Linked DNA regions of Homo sapiens: regions 2, 3, 4 and 5 are each linked to region 1. The links are chromatin contacts, found by Hi-C or POLR2A ChIA-PET in ENCODE. All regions are on one chromosome and are shown on one strand. The core of a region is the stretch at or near the end of the contact, and the rest is flanking DNA. Distances in the headings are between cores, read along the strand shown. Region 1 holds the start of ANKRD17-DT (ANKRD17 divergent transcript). Region 2 holds the start of NUP54 (nucleoporin 54). Region 3 holds the start of NAAA (N-acylethanolamine acid amidase). Region 4 holds the start of G3BP2 (G3BP stress granule assembly factor 2). Region 5 overlaps MOB1B (MOB kinase activator 1B).

Evidence for each region. Hi-C counts contacts between places; a loop is a spot of excess contacts on that map. ChIA-PET counts read pairs that join two places held with the same protein, here RNA polymerase II (POLR2A). Pooled maps may share reads with other maps.
Region 2: a map of B cell shows a loop between it and region 1 (14-fold over the local background). The contact joins the promoter of NUP54 here to the promoter of ANKRD17-DT in region 1. A Hi-C loop is called at or near these places in 2 of 168 maps with a recorded cell type or tissue (B cell and CD4-positive, alpha-beta memory T cell), 1 of 37 single-sample maps with no recorded cell type and 10 of 50 pooled maps.
Region 3: a map of naive thymus-derived CD4-positive, alpha-beta T cell shows a loop between it and region 1 (12-fold over the local background). The contact joins the promoter of NAAA here to the promoter of ANKRD17-DT in region 1. A Hi-C loop is called at or near these places in 2 of 168 maps with a recorded cell type or tissue (both naive thymus-derived CD4-positive, alpha-beta T cell), 1 of 37 single-sample maps with no recorded cell type and 6 of 50 pooled maps. POLR2A ChIA-PET finds 5 or more read pairs at or near these places in 1 of 52 experiments (T-cell).
Region 4: a loop to region 1 is called in a map of sigmoid colon, with 7 times the contacts of the local background. The contact joins the promoter of G3BP2 here to the promoter of ANKRD17-DT in region 1. A Hi-C loop is called at or near these places in 1 of 168 maps with a recorded cell type or tissue (sigmoid colon), 1 of 37 single-sample maps with no recorded cell type and 15 of 50 pooled maps.
Region 5: a loop to region 1 is called in a map with no recorded cell type, with 4 times the contacts of the local background. The contact joins the enhancer-like site here to the promoter of ANKRD17-DT in region 1. A Hi-C loop is called at or near these places in 1 of 37 single-sample maps with no recorded cell type and 1 of 50 pooled maps. POLR2A ChIA-PET finds 5 or more read pairs at or near these places in 1 of 52 experiments (activated CD4-positive, alpha-beta T cell).

The regions. Positions count from the first base shown.
Region 1 is chr4:73,257,875-73,260,461 of GRCh38, reverse strand. ANKRD17-DT (ANKRD17 divergent transcript) reads right to left here and starts at 1,296. Exons shown (of 5, transcript NR_187399.1): 1 at 1,054-1,296. ANKRD17 (ankyrin repeat domain 17) reads left to right here and starts at 1,664. Exons shown (of 34, transcript NM_032217.5): 1 at 1,664-2,186. The coding sequence starts at 1,794. RefSeq lists enhancers at 1,143-1,412, 1,015-1,611 and a silencer at 1,573-1,972.
Region 2 is chr4:76,147,116-76,149,702 of GRCh38, reverse strand. It overlaps NUP54 (nucleoporin 54), which reads left to right and starts at 1,306. Exons shown (of 12, transcript NM_017426.4): 1 at 1,306-1,395. The coding sequence starts at 1,329. It overlaps LOC124900718 (a long non-coding RNA gene), which reads right to left and starts at 1,154. Exons shown (of 2, transcript XR_007058144.1): 1 at 1,101-1,154; 2 at 1-496. RefSeq lists an enhancer at 1,197-1,356.
Region 3 is chr4:75,939,704-75,942,290 of GRCh38, reverse strand. It overlaps NAAA (N-acylethanolamine acid amidase), which reads left to right and starts at 1,278. Exons shown (of 11, transcript NM_014435.4): 1 at 1,278-1,547; 2 at 2,126-2,290. The coding sequence starts at 1,342. RefSeq lists silencers at 1,056-1,525, 1,926-1,995.
Region 4 is chr4:75,672,129-75,674,715 of GRCh38, reverse strand. It overlaps G3BP2 (G3BP stress granule assembly factor 2), which reads left to right and starts at 1,305. Exons shown (of 12, transcript NM_203505.3): 1 at 1,305-1,508. RefSeq lists enhancers at 1-469, 1,206-1,495, 1,776-2,015, 1,448-2,425.
Region 5 is chr4:70,926,371-70,928,957 of GRCh38, reverse strand. All of the region lies in intron 1 of MOB1B (MOB kinase activator 1B), which reads right to left. Among named protein-coding and RNA genes, the nearest start is that of MOB1B, 25 kb to the right of the region's middle. Within about 2 kb of position 1,302, at least 3 of the 41 ENCODE cell types and tissues checked have a DNase peak (open chromatin) inside an H3K27ac peak, as active enhancers do.

The DNA of each region.
Region 1 (2,587 bases), core at 47-2,546:
AAGTCATATAATAAAATGGGCTGGGATTTAAAGATTGCGAAAAGTATTCAAGTGGAAAGGGAGAAAAAGATGCTGAAGAATATACAAAGTAGGAGGGAGGGATGCAGCTGAAATTATAAAATCTAAATCAGTAGTGGTGAGATACACAATGCAGTGCTCTGTTCTACACTGGAACTCAGCAACGACTGTAGGAGAGGAATAGGCAGATGGTTACCACTCCGTATATATATTTACTATAGCACTTATTACACTGTAAAGCCCCTGGAAACAAGAGACTTTGATTCCACAAATTATGCGCACAGTAGGCACATGATGAATTTTTGTTTGAATGAATTGATTTAGTCATTGCCAATTCTGCCTTGGTACTCTGTAGAGTACTGGCAACTGCCCACATTTCATATGGTATGCCAATGCTAAAAAGAAAAAAAATGCTAAAAAAAAAAAAAATCCAGGCATATTCAGCTAAACTAAGCAGTCTTAAAATGGCAACTATGTCAGCTGAGACATACTTTTAATCTTGTGCCAGTACATCTGTCTTTGATGTTTGCTTCATTTTCCGTATGCCACTATACTCCTACTAGACCAGAAAGGGATAATTCTGAGTTCAATGGGCTCCACTATCATTTCAAAAGTCCTGAAACTTCTTCAGACACCTAAAAATGAACCCACAACTCCCATAACAGCATTCCTTCCGAGAGAAGTATACAGACAACAATCACTATTTATGCTTGCTTCCAAGCTGAATCGAAGAGGGCCGGAAGAGCTAAATCAGGGTCATTCAGTGAATCGTCTACAAAGTCTGGCACAGACCACGCATCCTTCCCGTGTCTTCCTCCCCTTGGAAACTTGAGGTGTAAGTAATGATCTTAGACATCTCCTAATCGACTGCCTTCATATTACACACGTGTAAACTCAGGTAGAGGATGTCTATGAGCCGAGCTTAAACTCAGGTAAAGAAGGCTCTTTTCCCAACACGACGCCATCTCTCATGATCCAAAGCTCTATCTCTCGATTTGGCGGTGGAAAAAAATGACCAGGAATAAAACTACGTACAGCAGTCCAGAACGAGGCCCCACCTCCCGGATCTGGCGGACCGGCCTCCCGTCAGCAAAGTGTCTGGACCGCGCTTCCGCACCTCACACTGCCCGGGGCCGGCTCCTCTCCAGCCTCCCCGTACTCCCCACACGCCGCAGCACTGCGCGCCCGCGGGGCCCCAGACCCGGCCCTTGAAATCTCACTTTCGCCTTTCGGCCACCCGCGCGCCACGGCTCAGGCGACGGCTGATGGCGTCACTGCACTTCCGCCTGCGGCTGCGTTCTAATCACAAGCCAGGAAGGAAGAAGGGAGGGCTGCAGGGCTGTGTGTGCGGGAAATAGCGAGGAAAGAGAAGAAATCCGGGAGCTCGCGGGCGCTCTGGTTGCAATCGCGCCCCCCTCATCTGTCCCCGCCGTTCCCCTTCGGAAGCTGCCCCAGGCACACTTCCCCGCTTCTTTCCAGTCTCCTCTCCTCTGGTTCTCCCGACACCCGGTCTCCCTGTTACGCCTCACCCTCCTTCCCTTGCTCCCTCCCTCTCCCTCCCTCCCTCCCTCCCATCGTCAGGCTCCCCGCCCTTAGTATCGCGAGACGAGGTGAGAGCTGGCGGAGCGGCGGCGGCGGCGGCGGCAGTAGAGGTGACCGAGGCGGTGGCGGCGGAGGCGGCACCGATTGCTGTGTCGGCCCCAGTGCGGCCGAAGTCGCGGTAGAGCGTAGCCCCACGCCCCTCCCCCGTCCGCGCCCTCCCTCTTTCCCTGGGGATGGAGAAGGCGACGGTTCCGGTGGCGGCGGCGACGGCTGCAGAAGGAGAAGGGAGCCCCCCGGCGGTGGCGGCTGTGGCGGGCCCCCCCGCGGCGGCGGAGGTCGGCGGCGGCGTTGGCGGCAGCAGCAGAGCTCGCTCGGCCTCGTCTCCTCGTGGGATGGTGCGAGTCTGCGACCTGCTCCTGAAGAAGAAGCCGCCGCAGCAGCAGCACCACAAGGCCAAGCGTAACCGGACTTGCCGACCCCCCAGCAGCAGCGAAAGCAGCAGCGACAGCGACAACAGCGGCGGCGGTGGAGGCGGCGGTGGAGGCGGAGGTGGCGGCGGCGGCACCAGCAGTAACAACAGCGAGGAAGAAGAGGACGACGACGACGAGGAAGAGGAGGTTTCTGAGGCAAGGGCCTGGTTTCAAAGGAAGGAGGGAGGAAGGGACTGTAAGGGATAGGGGCCGAAGGTGGGAGGGGATTTGGAGTGGGACAGATTCCAGTGGGTTGATCTCTTAGGGGCCAGGCTTTCGACTGCCCCCTTTCTTCCCTCGGCCTAAATCGTGAGGTGTGGGAATGTGGGGGAGGGTAGCTGACACGTGGGGGTGGGAGGACCACGGAGTTCACAGAGTTGGTGAACAGCCTGTTATCATGGGATGGCTCACTTGGTTAAGGATGGAGGGAATTGGTTAGATTCCCTGTTTGCACGCCGGGGGGTGGGGGGGTGGTCTGCCTGGGGCCAGTAGGGCCACCTTAGTCTGAGGCGGGATCGGGATCAAAGCGGGAGGAGTAAAATAATGGGTAAATGAGT
Region 2 (2,587 bases), core at 57-2,556, 2.9 Mb before region 1:
AACTTGCCCAAGCCAGAAAGCAGGAGGTTGTCCTTGAATCCTTACTTCCCACGTCCAAATACTACGAGTCTCATATATGCTATTTCTTAAGTATCTCTCAAATTTATTCTCCTAATTCCACTGCCAGATGTAATCCAAGTCATTATCATCTCCTACCTGTGCAACTACAACAGACTCCTAAAAGCTCTATCTTCCTCAGGCATTCTGGCTCCTTCCAATCCATTCTCCTTATGGCAGCCAGAGGGATCTTCTAAAAACAAAATTCTAGTCATACTAGTCCTCTGCCTAAAACCCCTTAAAGGTTTCCCATTACCCTCAAGAAATAGTCTGAAATCCTTACCATAATTTACAAGGCAATATAATATAATGGTAATTTTTACAAATTGGGACTCTGGAGTGGAGAAACATGAGTCCAAAACCAGACTCCAGAACCTACCTGCAAGGTGACTTTGGGCAAGCTGCTTAACAACTCCAAACCTCAATTCTCTCATCTCACCTGCAAAATACAGTTACAGAATCTTCTCTATTTATTTATTCTGAGGATTAAATTATATTACAAGTACAACAGAGGGGGCCCACTCTTCCCCTCTTTTTCAGTGCTCCCCTTAGAGCTGTGGTTAGGAGTATTTACTCTGTAAACAGCCTGACCCTTTGGTACCTGTTTCCTCTTTTATAAATTGGAGATAGCAGCAACCCACCTCATAAGATAGCTGATTAAATTATGTAAAATGTCTAGAAGAGTGCCTGGCACATAGTAAACGCAACGTGTTTGCTACAATTCCATTCGCTTTCATTTCTTCCAACGTGCATCCTCTTTACTGCTTCTGCTCCGTCTACTCATCCTTCAGCACTGGGTTCAAATACCACCTCCTCGTGGGTGTTGGGGGGGTTCTCAACCCCAGCCCTGCTGCCCGACCTCCCAGGCCCGCTAGTTGATGAGGCAGCAACTTCAACCCTACCACATACAAATTCTAGCTGTCTACCGCGTATCCCTACAGTAACAACTTCAGCCTCTGCACACCTTTCCCAAAGAACCTCCCTACGGCAGTTTTTAAAGGACTCTCAGGCGGCACACCCTCGCGAGCGTCCCAGCATTTTACCTTAACAGTGACACCCCACAGCATGTGAAGCCCACCGGAAGTGAGCTGGCTGGGGGCGTTCCCTCACAACCACCCACCTCCTACGCCCTTGGCGCCTTCCGGCCTCTTAGGCTAGGTCAGAAAGGAGGCGGAACTCGGTGATCTGACTGGCGGTTTCCCGGCCGGACTGAGAAGGGGAGCGCGCTGCGCGTCGCAGGAGTAACCTACTTGGTCTCCTGCTTTCGCGACATGGCCTTCAATTTTGGGGCTCCCTCGGGCACCTCCGGTACCGCTGCAGCCACCGCGGCCCCCGCGGGTGAGTGATCCCCCTAGACCTTCACCCGGGAAGAAGGGGAAGGGTCTGGTCCGCCCCCTCTGTCCGAGACTCTCCGACCTGGGGATCCTGGAATCTCCCGCCGACGCGGAGACTTTAGAGGCATTGGAAAAGGGCGGGCGGCGGCAGAGTGGGCCGAGGCGGCACCCGAGGAGGCCACGGGGGTACTCGGGGTCCCACTAGAAGCTCGCTTGCCGCGCGTGAGTTTCCACAGGGCCCTGGCTTGAGCGGTTCGCTTCCCGCTGCCGGGGAGTCCTACTCAGAGAAATTGGAGGTTGCTTCCCTCTCCCCTTGCCCGAGAACCTCCCTCCCCTCTGCACCTCAGCCTCCTGGATGGGCGGGAACGCTTGCGTGGTTCCCGCTGCCGGACTCGGCGAGGATAGGGCTGGGGATCCACCGGCACTGCCCATTGACTCCCTTAGTTCCACCCCCGGCCCCCTGTGGTCCTCGCTGTGGGGTTTATCCGTCATGCTTCTTCCATCTGCCCCACCCCACCCCCACTCTGCTTTCTTAAACTGTTTGGAGCAAAACCAGGTTTGTTCACTTCTGTGAAACCTCCTGCTGATTCTTCTAATCCTTATCTTGCTTTCTTTTCTTTTTCCCTCTCCCCCTTTTTAAAATTTTGTTTCTTTGCCTACACGCCTATCAGGATTTGGTGGGCTTGAGACTGCCAACTCCACCGCCAGTGGGTTTAATTTTGGGGGTTTCGGATTAACTGCTAATCCTGCAGTGAACTTTAATATTGGGAATTTCGGTGTTTCTACTACCTCGGCGACTCCGTTCAATTTTGGTAACAGTCTGGCAAGTGCAGGTAGATACTGCGGGTTGTATGTGTAACCAGTGTTGGGAGCTGGAGTCCAAGAATATTGTGGTTCCTGGAGTTTGGGAAAGAACAGTTACTTGTCTAATAGGGAAAGGAAATTTATTTCCTTATCTCGAATCAAAAACATCTGTATCAAGTTTTTACTGCCTTAAAAGATGTGGTTTAGGAAAGTTTTGCAAGTTACAGTGTTCCTTTATTAAATGTGCACTTATCTTCCAAATGATAAGCATTTGGATTATAATTTTGAATAGATCTTTAAAATTATTAGGTAGGACTTCCAAAGTATAAACTCACCACCAGTCAAGCCCATCCTGGGATTCTTGGACTCCTGCAGTCATTTTTCATTTTTTC
Region 3 (2,587 bases), core at 29-2,528, 2.7 Mb before region 1:
CTCTTGTCACTCAGGCTAGAGTGCATTGGCACAATCTCGGCTCACTGCAACCTCTGCCTCCCAGGTTCAAGAGGTTCTCCTGTTCAGCCTCCCAAGTAGCTGGGATTACACCACCACGCCCGGCTAATTTTTGTATTTTTAGTAGAGACAGGGTTTCACCATGTTGGCCAGGCTGGTCTCAAACTTCTGACCTCAGGTGATCCACCCGCCTCAGCCCCCCAAACTGCTGGGATTACAAGCCTAAGCCACCATGCCCGGCCCTTTCATTTAGTTTCTACTATTCATGTACACATGTACCCTGTTTTACCCACAGACAACTGTGCTAACCGTTAAGAATGTCCCAGCCTTACTAAGATTTTCCTAAGTTTGTCTCCCAGACATTGGGAACTCAAAGGTGAAGAAACTTAGGTGTGAAGGTGGATTGTGGATTCAGACCTCCTTACTTGGAGGCCAGTGCAGAGACACACCAGCAGAGTAACCTCGGGTACATGGCTTCACCTCTCCAAGCCTCACACTCCTCATCAGTAAAGCGAGGATTAGTGGAACCTACCTGTTGGCTTGTTTTGATGATTAAATGAGATAATGTCCGCGAAAAATATTTAGCAGATAAATGTTCACTAAATTTTGAGCTTTAAAAAAATGTTTTACCAGCCAGGCGCGGTGGCTCACGCCTGTAATCCCAGCACTTTGGGAGGCTGAGGCCGGTGGATCACCTTAGGTCAGGAATTCGAGACTAGTCTGGCCAACATGGTGAAACCCTGTCCCTACCAAAAATACAAAAATTAGCCAGGTATGGTGGTGGACGCCTGTAATCCCAGCTACTTGAGAGGCTGAGGCAGGAGAATCGCTTGAACCCAGGAGGCGGAGTTGGCAGTGAGCGGATATCTCGCCGCCGCACTCCAGCCTGGGCAATAGAGTGAGACTACATCTCAAACAAACAAACAAACAAGCAAACAAAGTTTAACTGAAAAGTCTTTCCTGACACCTTTTCGCTACTGAAAATCTTACAGCCCCTCCCGGCCGCAGCCTACACTCCTTCGGCCCAAGCAGGTGCGCTGGAACCGGCAGTTGGTGAGAAGCCGGCTGCCGGCAGCCCCAACCCTTAGCGGCCCCGCGGTCAGGGACCTCCAGGCCCGATGGAGAGTCGGGGCGGGCTAGTGGATGCGCGGCGGGGACGGGAGGTGTCGCCGCTCCGGCTTGCCGGTGACAGGGGCGGGCGGGTCGTGCGCGGGCCCCACCTCCAGCGATCGCAGCCCAGCCCCAGCTCCTCCTCCTCCACGGCTTACCCGGGCTCCGACAGCGGCTGCAGGTCTCCAAGTTGCGGCCGCTGGAGCCCGAGCCATGCGGACCGCGGACCGGGAGGCGCGCCCGGGGCTTCCGTCCCTGCTGCTGCTGCTGCTGGCCGGGGCCGGGCTGTCAGCCGCCTCGCCCCCAGCAGCGCCGCGCTTCAACGTGAGCCTGGACTCGGTCCCCGAGCTGCGCTGGCTGCCCGTGCTGCGGCACTACGACTTGGACTTGGTGCGCGCCGCGATGGCGCAAGTCATCGGGTGAGCTGGGGCCCTGGACGGGGTCTGCGGGGACACCGGCCCTGCGGGTCGGAGTCAAACGCGCGCTGCTCAGAGTGCTTTAAACGGGGACGCTTTACTCCCCGCCACCCTTGGAGAACTGGTTTTGGCTGCCGCCCTGAGCAGCGTCCGGGTTGGGGAGAATCCAGCGCGGCAGGTTCGGCTTTCAAGTTCGGTGTCACCCGTGGCACGCCAGTCCTTGAGCCATTCCGGGTCAGCGTGGCGCGCGAGTTGTCGCCCGGGCTGCATAGCTACCAAGGAGGGGCAACCCGCGCCTTCCTTGCGGGCCTCGCGGGCCTTCCAAGCTTGCCCCTTTGGGACCAGCCTCACTCGCCCTCCCCATTCGGAGTTTTCTTACCCGCCGCCTTCCCCCCGCCCCCTTCCCCCCACTCCCGGGAGGCTGCAGATTGAGTGACGCCGCGCCTGGGCGGTCCACTGACTGGGGAGCAGTGGCCCTGAGACCTCACGCCCTAAGGATGTAGCCCCGCTCGCAGTGCACACGCAGTCGCACGCCGCCGACCTCTGAGCGGGTCAGACGCCCTTGTGCTTTTTGTTTCTAGGGACAGAGTCCCCAAGTGGGTGCACGTGTTAATCGGAAAAGTGGTCCTGGAGCTGGAGCGCTTCCTGCCCCAGCCCTTCACCGGCGAGATCCGCGGCATGTGTGACTTCATGAACCTCAGCCTGGCGGACTGCCTTCTGGTCAACCTGGCCTACGAGTCCTCCGTGTGAGTGCCCCAAGCCCGCGCGGAGTAACGCGGGGCTTGCGGGGGCCCCCGACACAGACTAGCGGGAGGAGACATATTTTCCGTGTGATAAAAACAGGGCGGTGCCTGCTTGCCTAGAAACCTCCAGCGCTTCCTCTTTGCCTCTCTGGGTAAATCTGAGCTGCACATCGTAGGCTTCGAGAGGGAAAGCAGATTCTCCGATTCAACACTAAACTTTCCCTCTACGTGTAGCCCCGGGTTTTCTCTTCCCCAATCCAGGTAGCGTACTTTTAAAATTCTGCTCAAAGGCCGGGCGCG
Region 4 (2,587 bases), core at 56-2,555, 2.4 Mb before region 1:
ATATATATATATATATATATGTACATACATATAGCAACTAGCTCATAGGGTTACTGTGAGGCTCAGAAGGCTGTATAATTACAAGAATGCCTGGTATATAAGCCCAGTATATTAAAGGACAGCCGGCATGTAATGTATTTTGATGCTTTAAGGAAAAACATCAGGTTGATTTCATTAAAGTGATGGTCTGCCCAAATATTTTGCATATAACAGTATCTTTAAGCAGTCTAAAGGTAAAGATATTGTAGACTTTGGAGGCCCTAATGTTGGCATTGCCTCTGCCAATATTTAAGGTATTTGACGTATTGTCTTAACATGCCAAATACCTTAAAATTGCCCTTACAGGATTGCGAAGAAAACTGATGAGATGTACATGCTTGCGTCCACCATGTTTAGTTCGTAAGCATTCATTAATGTATTTTTTCCTTTCCGTTTCTTTGAACACTTCCTCAGTCCTTCATTCCAAAATTCCTGTGCTATCTCGGTATTCTCTGAAAACACTGCCAGACCTAAGATGCAAAGTGGCTTCCTTGACTACAAGATTTGGCTTGGCTTTGTCCATGAAACAAGGTCACCAGTGTCTCACCCTGGGGGCAAGTCTGGGCTTAGAGCTAGAACAGGACTGTAATCCTTGTATTTCAGGCCTTCTTTTAGCTTTAGTATGTAAAATGCTTTAGTATCTACTGATATTTAGCCATGCCTAAATTCGTAACAAGGACACAAAGAAATAGTCTTTTCCCCCTCTGTAAAGCCCACGTCATGTTCTTCCTTTACTGCAGGGCCTCTTAATGGGGCTTAAAACCTAGGATGGGTTAAGTAAACAATGTAGGTGAGTTTAGTGTGCAAACAGCTGAAATCACCGGCTGCATTTTAAGCTCGTCTACAGCAGCAACCTGCAGACACCTATTCAGAGAGATTACTAAATTCCCTCCTTCCCATTAATAAAAAGGACCAGAATATCAGTCTACAAAAGACACTGCGTTGCTGCGAACCAGCTCTCGCTTGCGCGATCAGGAAGAAGGGCGGCAAGGCTGGAGCCTCGGGACCGGAGAAAGGCAGCCTGCTTGTGACGTCAAATCAGCGGACTCTTATCTTGGCTTTAGGCCGGTTCCGGTTCCCCGGCTTTCCGGGCGCGAGCGTGTGCGAGCGCGGCAGCGTACTGCGCGTGCTCCGCAGAGGGACACGGGAAGGTTGGGTCCGGCTCTGGAGGAGATGCGTGATTGGCTGACGCTGTGCTCGGGGGTTCCCTGGCCCTTTCGGCAGGGGTAAAACAATAAGAGGGGGCGGTGGCAAAGGGGGCGGGACGTCCGTGGTCCTTGTCGCACGTCGCAGCGCCTGGCGCCCGGGAAGAGGTGGTTGTGAGGCAGACGAACTCGCGGCTCTCCGGCTTCCGAGGCTTCCGAGTTGTCGGAGGAAGGGGGCGGCGAGCAATAAGAACCCGCCGCACCCGGTCCTCAGCGACTCTTCTGACCTCCGCGCGACGTACCCGCCGCCGCCGTTGGCTGGAGGTGTGTACGGGCGCCGGGAGGGGAGGTCGGTGTGGTGGTCGGAAAGGGACATTCCATTCGCGCTCCGCGGCGCGAGGCAATCGTCCGGTGTGTGAGCCCGGGAGCCGGAGGTGTAGCGGCAGAGACATTGTTCTTGCCGGCTCCCTACGGTGCCGTGTGTGCGTGAGAGAAGACCAGTCTTTCCTCTAGGTGAGGGGTGGGAGGCCGCCTGGGAAGGGAGGTGACCCGCGAGCGTCTTGCGGGCAGAGGGCTCCGAGTGCACAGGTGGGGTTGAGGTTTATTGGGGATGAGGTGGCGAAGTGGGGGGGGAGGCACGCAGCAGCTCCCGAAGGCGCGCTGATGGAAGCTTAATACAGGAAGTGTGGGAGCAGGCTTTCTGGAGGGGATGTTTTAGGGTGGGTAGCCCACCGTTCCTGTTTCCGAATCGTTTTCGGCTCTTGTACCTTGTTCCTTCGGAGCGGAGAGGCCGTCGCCACCCCGCCCGTGGGGGGAGGGGAAAAGAGGTTGTGTCGACGGAGGCAGAAGCGACGCAGATGCGAAAGTGGCGGCCTCCGGGCACCATTTCTGTGCACGGAAACAGAATCCGGGTTTGAAGGCAGCCGCCGCTTCGCTTACCCAGTACCTAGTGTTCCGTCGTGTTTGACCAACCCCCCTCTCCCTGCCACCGCGGGTTTAATCCGAACGTGTTCGGATACTGGAACTGTAACGTGCGCCTTCTTCGTCCCCCTCTTATGCAGACGATCCCTTATTGACTCGGGAATGGCTTTTGGGGGATGGGTTCCCGCTTTTGTTGGGATGGGGGGACAGAAAGGAACAGAAGCTTCCCTAGATTGTGTTGATTTTGTTAGTGGAATCTGATAGAATTTTTCCTGCGTCTCTAAAAGCAGATTTCTTAAGATGGCCCTTTGCCGCTTTGGGGCGAATATAGATTTTCGTCTATAATTTCCTGCATAGATCAGCTTTTTTCCCCAAGACATACTTAATGTTCTAACGGATTTGGGGGGTGGGAGGAGAGTGCCTTTTCCTTCATAACAACAACAAAAAAAAGGCACTTGCACTTTTAGCTGGAATAGTAAAGT
Region 5 (2,587 bases), core at 53-2,552, 2.3 Mb after region 1:
TGTGCCTGGTATATGACAATCCTGTAAAGAAGGTCTCTACAAAACTATGTGATAAAGATACAATAAATAAGGCTGAGTGCAGGGGCTCACGCCAGTAATATCGGCATTTTGGGAGGCCAAGGTGGGAGGATCACTTGAACCTAGGAGTTCAAGACAAGCCTAGGTAACATAGCAAGACCCCGTGTCTATTAAAAAAAAGTTTTTTTATTATAAAAATCCAATAAATAGGTATTCTAAACTCTTCTGTGCACAGTAGCCACCTTTTAATATTTTCCCTAAAATCTTTACAATGGAAAAACATACAACAGACTGAGGAGAATCACTCATACTCTCACCACCCGTGATGAAATTCTTGAAAATGTCAGGCCACGTGTGGTGGCTCATACCTGTAATTCCAGCACTTTGGGAGGCTGAGGCGGTGGATCACGAGGTCAAGAGTTCGAGACCAGCCTGAACAACATGGTGAAACTCCATCTCTACTAAAAATACAAAAAATTAGCCGGGCATGGTGGCACGCGCCTGTAATCCCAGCTACTCAAGAGGCTGAAGCAGGAGAATCGCTTGAACCCGGGAGGCAGAGGGTGCAGTGGGCCGAGATCACACTACTGCATTCCAGCCTAGGTGACACAGCAAGACTCCATCTCAAAAAAAAAAAAAACAAAATTCTTGAAAATGTCATTGATTAGTCAGGAAAAAAAATTGTTACTAAGAGGCACTATGCTAGGTGGTAGAGATTTAAAACAAACATTTTTTGAAAATGCCCCATCTTCAAAGAGATCATACACATGACAGTGGGTGGAGTACAATGTCTTTTTGGAAAGGACTATGATAAGGACTATAAAGGGCACTGAAATGGTATCTAACAAACTGGGAAGGGGGCACAGGCCAGGGAAAAAGTTGGCTCCTGAGCTAAAGAAATGGGGGTGGGGAGGAGAAGAATAACAGCCAGAATAACAGGAACGGCATTTACAAAGGCAGAAAGATGGAGCAAAGCAGGTTGAGAGAAATGCAAATAAAATCACTGAACACTGTGGGGGAGGGATGTTAGAGCAGGAAGGCACGGATGAGGCTGGAGTGGTAAGCAAACATCTCAGGGAGGCCTTCTATGCCTTGGAGTTTTGCAGACCACTTCCAGCCCATTCCAATATCTACCTGAAATGCCCAAGTGAACTACAGGAAGCGAGTGCACCGAAGGATTCCTACCACTTCCCCTCCATGTTAAAAACCAAGATGCTAAAGTGGAACAGCAGTGGCAGCAATGCCAAGAACAAGCAGGGGAGGCCCCCGCATCCACACAATAAAAACAGCATCTGACTAAAAACCGGAAGCTCAATTCGGCAAAATTCTTGCTGTTTTGAATAGGTGAATGCACTACACATATTTATAACTGTGGTATTGACGGCAATTTTTTTTTTTTTGAGACAGATTCTCACTCTGTTGCCCAGGCTGGGGTACAGTGGCATGATCTCAGCTCACTGCAACCTCCGCCTCCCAGGTTCAAGCGATTCTCCTGCCTCAGCCTCCCAAGTAGCTGGGATTACAGGCGAGTGCCACCATGCCTGGCTAATTATTGTATTTTTAGTAGAGACGGGGGTTTCATCATGTTGGCCAGGCTGGTCTCGAACTCCTGATCTCAGATGATCTGCCCACCTTAGCCTCCCAAAGTGCTGGGATTACAGGCATGAGCCACTGCGCCTGGCTGACAGCAATTTTTTTCTTTATATTCCTAATTTTTGATGAACACAGACTGCAATTATTTCACACATACACCCAAGAAAGTTTGTATACTCAATGCAATATCTTGCAGTGCAAGGGTCTTTAACCATCATTAGCCAGTGGACTTGGAACTGAGAGTTTAAAACAACCATTAAGGAGCACATCTATGTAACACGCTGGTCTCCAGTGCTAAGATTCTTGAGGACAGAGACCGCATCTTATTTCTTTTTTTTTTTTTCTTTTTTGAGACGGAGTCTTGCTCTGTTGCCCAGGCCGGAGTGCAGTGTCACAATCTCGGCTCACTGTAAGCTCCACCTCCTGAGTTTGCGCCATTCTCCTGCCTCAGCCTCCCAAGTAGATGGGACTACAGGCGCCCACCACCACGCCCGGCTAATTTTTTTGTATTTTTAGTAGAGACGGGGTTTCACCGTGTTAGCCAGGATGGTCTCGATCTCCTGACCTCATGATCCACCTCCCAAAATGCTGGGATTACAGGCGTGAGCCACTGCGCCCGGCACATCTTGTTTATTTCTAAACCCCTTCCTTTCTCCTCCCACCACCAGCAAGCACCTAACACTTCGCTTTTACACACAGGAGGTGTTCAATAAATGTTCATTTTATTATGCAATAATGCCATACATTTGTAAGACAGCTAAACAAAAAACTGGAATGCACAAACAGTTTATACACTGGGCTTGGGAATTTCATGAGTGGAGATAATGACAGTGTTTATACAGGACTCTGGTTTATGAAAAGCTTTCATATACATTCTGTCATTCAAGTCTCACATTAACCCAATGGAAGAAGCATTCGTTACCCTCCAGTAGGCAGAGGAAATAGAAACTAAGAAATTAAGTCATCTGCCCAAGGT